2 separate regions of the Mus musculus genome follow, and region 2 is linked to region 1. A link is a contact called in ENCODE POLR2A ChIA-PET data. All regions are on one chromosome and are shown on one strand. The core of a region is the stretch at or near the end of the contact, and the rest is flanking DNA. Distances in the headings are between cores, read along the strand shown.

What was found. ChIA-PET counts read pairs that join two places held with the same protein, here RNA polymerase II (POLR2A).
Region 2: POLR2A ChIA-PET joins it to region 1 with 13 read pairs in embryonic stem cell. The contact joins the enhancer-like site here to the promoter of Rpl27a in region 1. POLR2A ChIA-PET finds 5 or more read pairs at or near these places in 4 of 5 experiments (Patski and embryonic stem cell).

Annotation. Positions count from the first base shown.
Region 1 is chr7:109,516,722-109,521,967 of GRCm38, reverse strand. It overlaps Rpl27a (ribosomal protein L27A), which reads right to left and starts at 2,773. Exons shown (of 5, transcript NM_011975.3): 1 at 2,746-2,773; 2 at 2,320-2,383; 3 at 1,975-2,050; 4 at 1,326-1,500; 5 at 1-367. The coding sequence starts at 2,748. The coding sequence ends at 239. It overlaps Snora3 (small nucleolar RNA, H/ACA box 3), which reads right to left and starts at 1,836; the gene lies at 1,717-1,836. It overlaps LOC115485611 (a small nucleolar RNA gene), which reads right to left and starts at 688; the gene lies at 559-688. It also overlaps a transcript of Trim66 not described here.
Region 2 is chr7:109,559,716-109,564,493 of GRCm38, reverse strand. The region is part of intron 2 of Denn2b (DENN domain containing 2B); the gene reads left to right. Among named protein-coding and RNA genes, the nearest start is that of Snora3, 42 kb to the right of the region's middle. Within about 2 kb of position 2,496, at least 1 of the 3 ENCODE cell types and tissues checked has a DNase peak (open chromatin) inside an H3K27ac peak, as active enhancers do.

The DNA of each region.
Region 1 (5,246 bases), core at 1,524-4,023:
CTTTGGACTGAAAGTAATGGCATTCATCAATTCTTTGAATATCAAGACCAATACACACGGGGATGTAGGAATTTACAACTGTGCATAGTTGGGCTACACTTATTCCCACAGACTGACTCTCAAGGGCCCACACCTCACCTCTTCCTAGAATGTTAGGCAGATTTCCAACATGCAGACAAGGAAGGATGCAAAGACCACATGGAAAATGTTAGCATTTAATTAACCTCCGGTGTGGCTTTTAAGCCACCAGAACACAGGCACCTCCAACACCCTTAATCTTCTCCTCAGCTCTTCTGCTGAAGAATTTGGCCTTCACGATGACAGGTTGCTTAGGGAGCTTTCCCTTGCCCAGAACTTTGTAGTAGCCCTATAATAGAAAGATTCACAACATACATCAGACACATAACACCCCAAGATTCAGGTAGGACTTGACTTATTCCCCCTTTTCAGGTATGTAAAGCCTGGCCTCTAACTCAAATGTAGATCAATATGGGATCATAGAGATTCACCAACTACACCTCCATAGTTGAGAGTATAGCATATGCCAGCCCAGATAGGCCATGTTTCTGATCTGGGCACTAGAAGGGACACTGAAGGCCCCTACCAATGAATCAAGACCAGCGATTCTCTCCGAGAACTGTAGCACACCAGGACAAGCACCATGTCAGGATGTGACTCTAGCCTCGGCCAAACACCCCCCCCCACTCCTGACCAGTTACACCCTACTAAATATAGTAGGTTAGGAATGATGGGCCCATGAAAGCCTCCCTGTGGTTTGGGTCTCTGCACTTAGGCTGGTGTGGTTTTTTTTTTGGGGGGGGGGGGGATGGGGGTACTTTTAACAATATAGGGCCTTAAATAATGAACACTTTAACCTGCAAAAAAAAAAAAAAAAGCCAGGATGTGCCTTAAGACCATTCTGGACCAACTATATACCTCAAAAAGCAAACCTGTTAGAAATGGAAACAAGTGGGAACCAAGCAGAGGAAGAGTTATTAGCATGTGACCAATTCAATCACCTGCAACAATTCTACTAAAATTTTCTAATAGGTAATGGCCAAATGTATATATAGGTTTGGCTTTCAAATAAGACCGTGTATTAAAGGTCCCATTAAGAGTGACAAGGCAGGCTGCTGGAGAGATGGCTCAGCTCTAAGTACTGACTGGACTTCCAGAGAGCCTGTGTTCAATTCCCAGCAACCACATGGTAGCTCACAACCATCCATACATAATGGGATCCGATGCCCTTTTCTGTTGTTTTTCTCTGAAGAGTGTTCTCATATACATAAAATCTTTTAAAACGAATGGCAAGTCAGTTCACTCACTGATCGAACAACATCAATGATGGGAGCAACTCCAGTCTTGTTTTTTGCCGCATTGACCCGTGTCTGCTCGCTGACCAATGTCCACAGTTTATCCAGGTTGACTGTTGGGCAGAAGCTCTGGTTCCTCTTCAAGTGGTAATGCCGCATACCAACTTTCCCAAAGTAACCTGGGTGACTGGGGAGGGAAGGCAACCATCTTCAGAGCCTCACTGAGAAAACTTATCTTTGTAGTTGTCTCCTAGTGAGTGTAAGTGTTCACTACTGTAAACATTGACACAGCAGGCACCAGATACAATTTTTGAACTAAAAGTCAGGTCACTCAGTAGCACCCCCACTCCTTAAAGGATTCCCTAAATAGGGTGCAACGTAACTTTGAATGGGTTAACTTGACATATGTCACTAACCTGGTGACTGACTGTGCCAGAAAGTCCACACAGCCAGTGAATAAGGTCAGCAGTTATTCTTCGAGGACTTAAGCACACTAAGGCAACAAGCAATACCTGAGCGTGACTCTAGCCTCGGACAGGTCCCCTCAGTTCAAGTGCAGCGTTTACTTGCTAAAGCTAGCCATACCAAATGGTAAGAAGCCCGTTTCCAGGGAGACACCGTCCTAACTCACCCCTTCAGCCCCCACTTCCAAAACACTCACTATTTGTCAAAGTTGATCCTGTGGTGGTGCATGCCTCCAGCATTCCCGCGGCCGCCTGGGTGCTTGCGGTGCTTACCTGTCGGCACACAAAGCAACTTGTGTGACTTATAGCTGCTCACATGCCCTTATTCCTGCTCTCAGTTTACCATCCGTTTCTAAGCCCGATTTATCAAGACTCGGGGATAGAAGGAACATTTACGGCATTTCACATCCCAGCGGCATGTGTTTAACTCTCACCCCGCTACCAACATAAAGTAGGGGAACTGCAAGTGTTTCCTTCCACCCACGGATGTCTACTTTCCAACAAAACTCCAAAGGCCAAACGCCGAGGAGGCGCACACTTACCGATGCGGCCGTGGCCGTGGCTCACGTGGCCCCGGAGTTTCCGGGTCTTCCTCAGTCTGGATGGCTGCGTGGGAAAAACAGCAAAGTGGTTAGGCCTGCTTAGAGGATGGGGAGACCGGGGAGAGGGCAGCAATGCCTGCCTGCCCGGATCAGGCCTGCACACGAGGACTTGCCTTCTGGAGCACCGGCTAAGCCGAGGCCGGGACTCAGAGCGTGCTCAGCCGCCCGGGCCCGCACGTCCACGCGATCCCAGCTCTGGTCGGAACACGCGGCCCCACGTTCCTCGCCCCACACCCGAGTGGGTCATCCCGCCCCGCAGGCTACGCCCAGCCATGGAGACCCACTAGGACCATAGCAAGCAGCTGAAAGGCTGGGAAGCAGAGCCCCGACCCTCCGCGATGGAGCGGAGGCCAAGAGAAGACCTACCATGGCGGTGGCAGAAAGGGAAAAGGGAGGAGCTCACGAAGTCTCGCGAGGTAGCAGGCGCGGGGGCGGGACCAATGCTTCATTTCCGGCCAGGAGGCCGGCTTCGGGAAGGGCTCCTGACGTCACGGCTCCCGGCGCCCGCCTCTTCCTTTCCGTGTGGATGGGCGGGGTGAACCGGTGGCGCCCGCCCCCGGAAGCCCCGGTAGCTCCTCCCTAGTCGAGCGCCGCTGCGGCCGGTCATCGTCGGAGTGCACTGTTCTTTTCTGGTGCGGTTGGTTTTTGTCTCCGGGCAGCAATGGCGGTGGCTCAGAGCATCGGCAAGACTTCCGCAGGGCCTCTGACGTCCCTTAAAGGGACACTGCCCTTCTCTTTTGCTCTGGTCCTCTCTTCATGTCCTGCCAAATTTGAACAGCCTTCTGTGCTTCAGGGATCTAGATTCTGTAACTATTTTGTATAAACATCACATTTGAATTTTCTCCAGACTCTGGCTGGTATGCTTTTACTCCCCTGGACCCGAGGTTCCCAGCCCAGCGTGCTCCTCATACAAGTATTTTCCGTGTCGACCTTCTTGGACCTGTTTTGTTACTTGTTTACTCGAACTATCACACTTGTAACTTCTAATTGCCAAGTTACATTTTTCTTCCCGATAGAGCCCAGATTCTCTAAGGGTTCAGGACTGGGCAATTTTGCTTGTTTTCCTTTTAAATCCATGAGTTCCTGGCGTGTAGCCTGCTTGCTAACAAAAGTGGTACACTTGTGCACAAGATTCTAACCCCTTAATCTGTTTTATTGTTTCTTACTTGATCCGTTAAACTAAAGAATATTCTAGTCAAAACTCTCAGAAAGCAGAGTGGGCAAATCCTGTCTGTCTGCTAGCTTCTTGCTCGGTGTTTAGTCCATTACAATCTGGGCAGTTTGACTTTAGCCACACCATTTCCTCAAGATCTTGTATTTGTTTTGAGACAGGGTCTTACTCTGAAGCCAAGGCTGGCCTTGTACCTCCTGACTGCTGGAGTTACACTCCTAATCGATTGGCTAGGCATGATGGTCTCGAACTTTCTCGTGTGGGCTGTAATAGCATATCTATGGCTGTCCTTGTTCAGCTCCTATTCAGGCAGTCCTGTTGGTGATACTATGGGTGTGGCTTCTTACACTCCTAGGACACACAATTTCACAGTAAAGCCTCTGATCTCTGGCTCTTACAGTCTTTCCCTCGCCTTAGGTGGAGGGGTTGTTTTACAGATTTATCCAGTGGGACTGGACTTCACACCTCTGCATTTTGATTGGTTATAGCTTTCTATATCAGTTTCTTTCTGCCTGTTGCAAAGAGAGCTTTCTTTGAGGGCTGAGGACTACCATTTTCTGTTATAAGGACAAATATTAGAACTACCCATGCCTTCACTGCTAGTATCCCAGTACCACTCTTGATTTCCCTAACCTTAACCTTTTGATCCTCCAGTCTTAGCTTCCCATGTTCTGAGATTTTAAGCATGTACCCTCATGACCAACTCTTTCTGAACTCTAAAGAATAGAGGAACTACCTTAGTATTCTACTACTTCCAATAGCACTCCAGGCCACAATGGTAAGACCCCCAACATCCTCAGAGCGCCTTGAACTTTACAAAATCTAGCTTCATTTTTTCATGAGACAAAAGACACAGAACTGGGTGACTTGTCCTAGGTTATAAAGTTGGTAGGGTACAGAGCCTGGACCTAGCCTTCCCCTTCCCTCTCCAGATTCCCCGTTTTTAGTCTCAGTGACCACTCCCTTTTGACCTCACAATACTCTGATCTTCATCTCTCCTTCATCTCACAGGCATTAATCATATACTGCCTAAGTCTAGCAGAAAGAGAGGTTTGAGAGTTGGGATCAAAATTTAAGAAGAGATCTGCTGCTGTCCCATATGTTCAAGGAATGAGCCAAATTACTTAGAAATTACCATTAGGGACGTGATCTATCAATGGAGGAAAGCTAGCTAGGAAGAGCCTTGGGAATAGAGGGTAACATTAAGTGAATTTTAATGGGACCTGGAGCAAGTATCAAGTCAGGGCAAAGAGCAGAACTAGAATCCTGTTTCTGAATAGTTTGCCAAGTGCTTTGGTTATAGATGAGCTACATCCTCTCCTCGGGACACCTGGCTGAACCTTACCCAGTAGTCTTAGTGACAGTTTGATCTCTAGAGTAGAGGGAGTGTTTGGGGAATTTGTCCAGCTGTGGTTTTCTAGACAGCTCCATTTCTTCCTCATTAGGCAACCAGCCCATTGATTCATGGTTCCTGTGCTCGTTCAGCAAAGTTAGCTTCTTCAGGTCTATCAGCCCTGACAAAACAGAGAAGGCTCAGTTCTTTATCTGAAAAGTTGAATAATAGTAGCCATATGTTAAGACATTAGGTCACCTCTCCCTCCCCACTGACCACGACCTTGAACGTGATACATGAGAACTGTTCTTTGTGACAATTCCATGAAGTATATCACAGCCTTGTGACATCGCAGGCATTTGA
Region 2 (4,778 bases), core at 1,247-3,746, 43 kb before region 1:
CTGTTGCCTGGGCATCTTATTTCTACCTCAGCCCCTTGGCCTTTTGATTCTGCCCTCTAAATTACCTTTTTTTAAAGCAAAAACTGTGTTTGTTTGTTTGTTTGTTTGTTTGTTTGAGACAGGGTTTCTCTGTCTAGCCCTGGCCATCCTGGAACACACTCTGTAGACCTGGACATCCTGGAACTTACAGGGATCTGCCTGCCTTTGCCTTCCTGGTGCTGGGATTAAAAGCATGTACTACCAGGTCTTAGTAGCTTAAAAAAAAAAAGCTCATTGTGTGGTCAGCCCTAAGTGGCCCACTTTATTACTTCCTCGAAGGCTCAAGGAACATAGTGTAGGAGTGGGTGGAAAATATGTAAGAGCTAGAGGACCAGAAGCAGCACTGGGAAATGCTGTCTTCTAGACGTGAGTGGCCATTGCACTCAGGAGCTCACATCATCTGTGGTTCCCTGCCCTGAGCTATTAACACCGCATCATGGAAAGGGTGGCGCTCAGGAGTCCCCACTCCCCTAGGAGCTATGGTAGTTGGTGGCAGCTGGGGTAGGGAGTTATTTTTCTTCTGCTGTGTAACCCATGCTCCTATAAATAATCCTATACCCATGCTGATGCAGACAGCCCTAATTAACCTCAGTGGATTTTTTTTAATGAAAGTAGGAGGGTAACTTGTAAGGCAGAAGGGGTTCAGAGGGGGTGGAGTGTGCTGAGAGAAGGCAGTGGGCAGGGGATATGACAGAATGCATACAAGTTACCTTACCTATACTTTTATATGAAAAGGTAGCTCATTCTGGCCAGCAAGGGTCCTCAGAGAGAAAAGGAACTTGCCGCAAGCTCAGAGCTGAATGACCTGAGTTTAATCATTCCTGGGCCCCGCATGGTGGAAGGAGAGAAATAACTCCTGCAAATTGTCCTCTGGACCTCTGCACACAAGCACACATGAACACACACATGTATAAAATAAGAAGTATCTCATTCTTACAGATGATTAATTTCCTCAGTCTGCTTCATTGTATTTCAGAGATGCAAAGTCGTCTTTCCATTGTGTAGTGTCATCTGCTCTTTTCAGTTCAAACTCATGAACTTCCTTTAAAAACTTCCTGCCTTCCTTCCAAGACCAAGTGGGGCACAGATAGGGCTCAGATGTGTTTTGTGGGAGTAAAAAGGAGAGTTTACTCATAGACCCACAGCAACCTCTTTCTTAGATTTCTTGTAAGTCTCTGTAGACCACGGCCTGCTTGTAGCTTCAATGGAGGCCTGAGGCTTTCTGTATCCTTAAGGGTTCTTAATCATTTGAGATTGACCAGCAGTAAAGCCAATATGTTACCCCATGCTTACCTCTCTATTGGAACTCTTTTAGAGTGGGTTGTCAATGGAAGTTTTTGAGCTTTTAGGCCAAGAAACAAAATACTCGTCTTGCTGATAGGACTCAGGCTATGTTCCTCCTTTTTTTTCTTCCTGTGTTCACAGTACAGGGGTCACACTGAGAATGCCATTCCCAGAGTTGAGGCCATCATTGAGTTGTAGGAGAATGCTCCTACTCGGGGAGGCAATAGCCCATCTCGGATGAGCAGCCTTAGAATGGTTAATGCCTAACTCCAAGGCCGTTTCGTTTGAAGCACACTGAACACCAATTGAGTGGCCCCTCCCCCCAAAGAAGGCTCACTTTCTAGTGTTCACAACACATCCTGATGCCTCTGATAGGACGTGGCACCTAGGACTTTCTCCCAAATGCTTCCTTCCAATGTGACCTTTTCCTTTCTTATAGTAGTCCCTCTGGCTATCCCCTCAATCTCCCCCACTCCAAGTCTACCTGCAACTTCAAGGGAGCAGAGTTTAGAAGTGCACTGGCAGCCTTCTCCAAAAAAGTTCTGGGTGTACGTAGTAATATGTAGGGCATTTTTTGACACAAATGCTTCCTGCCGTTAAGAGAATCAGCTGTGCATGCCTGTAATCCAAGCACTTGGAAGCAGAGTCGGGGGATCAGGAATTGAAGGTCAACCTCAACCACATAGGGAGTTCAGGGTCAGCCAGGCACACAGGAGACCCTGTCCTCAGGAGAGAGAAAGGAGGAAAAAGAGAACGAAAGCAAAAGAAGGAAGGAAAGAGGGCCCACACTAGGGCTGGGTTACATTTGCAACAAAGGGACTAGTTTGCATTTTAAAGCACAACTTCTGTCTGCATGTGTGGAAGCATACACACACATTGCTTTCTCTTTAAATATGTTCTATTTCCATACCTCAGTTCATACACTTTAAAAAAAAATGACTTACTTGTCTTAAATATTTATCTCCATGCATGTGTGTTTATATTCTTACATTCTTTTCGATTTCCTGTGTACATTCCCCCACCCCCTTTGCTTTTATCTGTTTTTCTAACTCCCTGTCTCCTGAAAATGTTTATTTTGGCAAGTTGTTTGCCATGGTGTTGGCATCTGTGTCCGTGTCAAGCAATAGAACTGGCTGCCGCTGACAAGCCGTGGCACGTAAGGTACCCAGCTCCACAGTGGCTGCCTCCCCAGGGCAGGCTCTGGGACTGAGAACACAGTAAGCTGTCAAAGAGCAACATCGTGGGTGTGTATTAGTGGCTTTGTATTTGCTTTTGTCTGTACTTCTCTTGATGTTTGGGAATTATTCATAGTGTTCATTTTCATAACTTGATACCATCTTAGTCATATAATTGGTGCCTGGAGATAATTAGAAAAAATGTTTTATAAAGAACTCAAGATTTAGAGAATATAGGTGACCTGCAGTAAGCAAAACAAGGAACTTGACAGAACCAGATTCAGATGTCTAGGCGGTTGGTCTGCTATTCAGTTGTTGCTGTGTGGGGGAGGGATTTGGACTGACAGCCTTAGTAGTACACTCGATGTTTTGTATATCTTTCTGTGTTTATCAGGGACATTTATAGACAAAGGCTAGAGCAGGCATAAAGGAAACCAAGGTTTTCACTGCTTATCTTTTCATTCATTCGTTCATTCATTCATTCAATCACTTACTCACTATAAAAGATTATTACATTTAGGTGCAGGGGATAACAAGATCTAATAGGACAGTGTCATACTTTCAAATAAGTCTATTTGTGACTAGTTAAGGAGATATGTTGGTAAACAGTCTGATATAGACATGTCTAGCCTGCAGCTTATGATCCACATATATCCCAGGATACTTACGAATGTGGCCTAGTATATTTATAAATGACATCACGTTGTAATGTCAAGGTTGGATACCCTTGTAAGTATTATATCATAATAGATATTTTTCTAGCCACAGTGGAGGGATTAAAAATTGGCCAGATCCACCTGGGTGAAGCGAGTAGCGTTAAAGAAATCTAGAGGCTTGACGTAACTTTGGCTGGAATGCAGGATTGGTGTGGAAGGATATACAGTGTGAGTAAAAACCAAATCATGGGGACCCTGTCAGCCTTGCTTTTAGTCTGCAGATACTAGGGGATTTCAGCAAGATGAGAAGATGGACTAGAACAAGGTTCAGACTAAGGCAAAGGGAAATCAAGAGAATGTTTTCAGTCCTGGTGGGAAGAAAAGATCTGAACAGAGGAAGTATCAGCAGCAATGGGAATGGGGGTAGGGGCTGTGAGAGGTGTGGGGAGCAGGATTGATGGGATGGAGTAGTAGGTGTGTTGGGGAGCAGGATGGATCCGGATGTGAGGAGGAGGAGGAAGAGGAGGAGGAGAGAAACATAGACCTTTTGGCCCTTCATTATCTATAATGGTAAAACCAGAGATAAGGAAGCACAGAATGGCATAGGGATAGCTCGGATGGATGGCCAAGGAAAGCCAACTCTGTTAGGTGGCACACACAGAAAAAGAAAGAGAAGGTGGTAGGCATTGTCTTTCTGCTCTCTGCTGAGTCTGAATGCCTACAATAGTGCCTGGAGTGTACCTGCTATAGAGTATACTGTGTGAGTGAAGAGCCAAGCTGTGCCTCACGCTTGAGGTGTGTATAGATGCACACGGAGTCACTAGGGAGCTGCCTGCTAACCTCTGAATTGGAACCAAGGGGCCACTAGTTGCAGTGTGTCTAGAGAATGAAAGCACCGGAGTGGGAGACCAGACACCAAAGAAGGGTTTGCCCTTGTGAGTACCTCTGGATCCAGGTACTGGTTAGCTTAGTCATCATTTTCTCTCACCTGACAGGCAAGGAATTGCCTTACTTTCTCTCTCAATCTGTTTAGGGATAAAAGACAACAAAATGAACCAGAAGATCAAGGCTGAGTGTTATCTTATGCCAGGGATGCTACCTGATGTGTAGACCCCTTTTACAAAGATTCAAGCATCCAGACATCTGTCCACAGTGTTGTATCTTTCTTTAAGCCTTCTGTGGGAAATGGAGATTCTTCTGAGCCTGCCCCTAACCTGGGAGCAGCGACCTGTGGCGGCACTTCCCCTATCTCCACTGAGAATCACCAGAACAGAGTCCTCTGTGGAACCCAGTGACTTATCTTTATAGGGGCCCGGATTAATCCCCCCTTTTTAATCTGTGCCTTTATAAAAGAAGAGAGACTAGGGACTCCTGACCATTGTGCATAGGCTGGGGTCTCCTTAAGCTCACTGCTCTGCCAGTGCCTGCTACAGAGAGCTGAGGTGTCTCTTCCCACTTACTCGCTGAGCAGGCTCTTTGTTCATGAGCTTGGCTGTGCACTACAGTTCTCTCGTCTGTGCCTGTGTATGTGTGCGGGTGGCTCTTGTTTGACTTGCCCTTTTAAAAACAACTTAAGCATACGAGGTTTTCTGTTGGTCGGGTCAGTAAAGGCTGTGGCCTAACA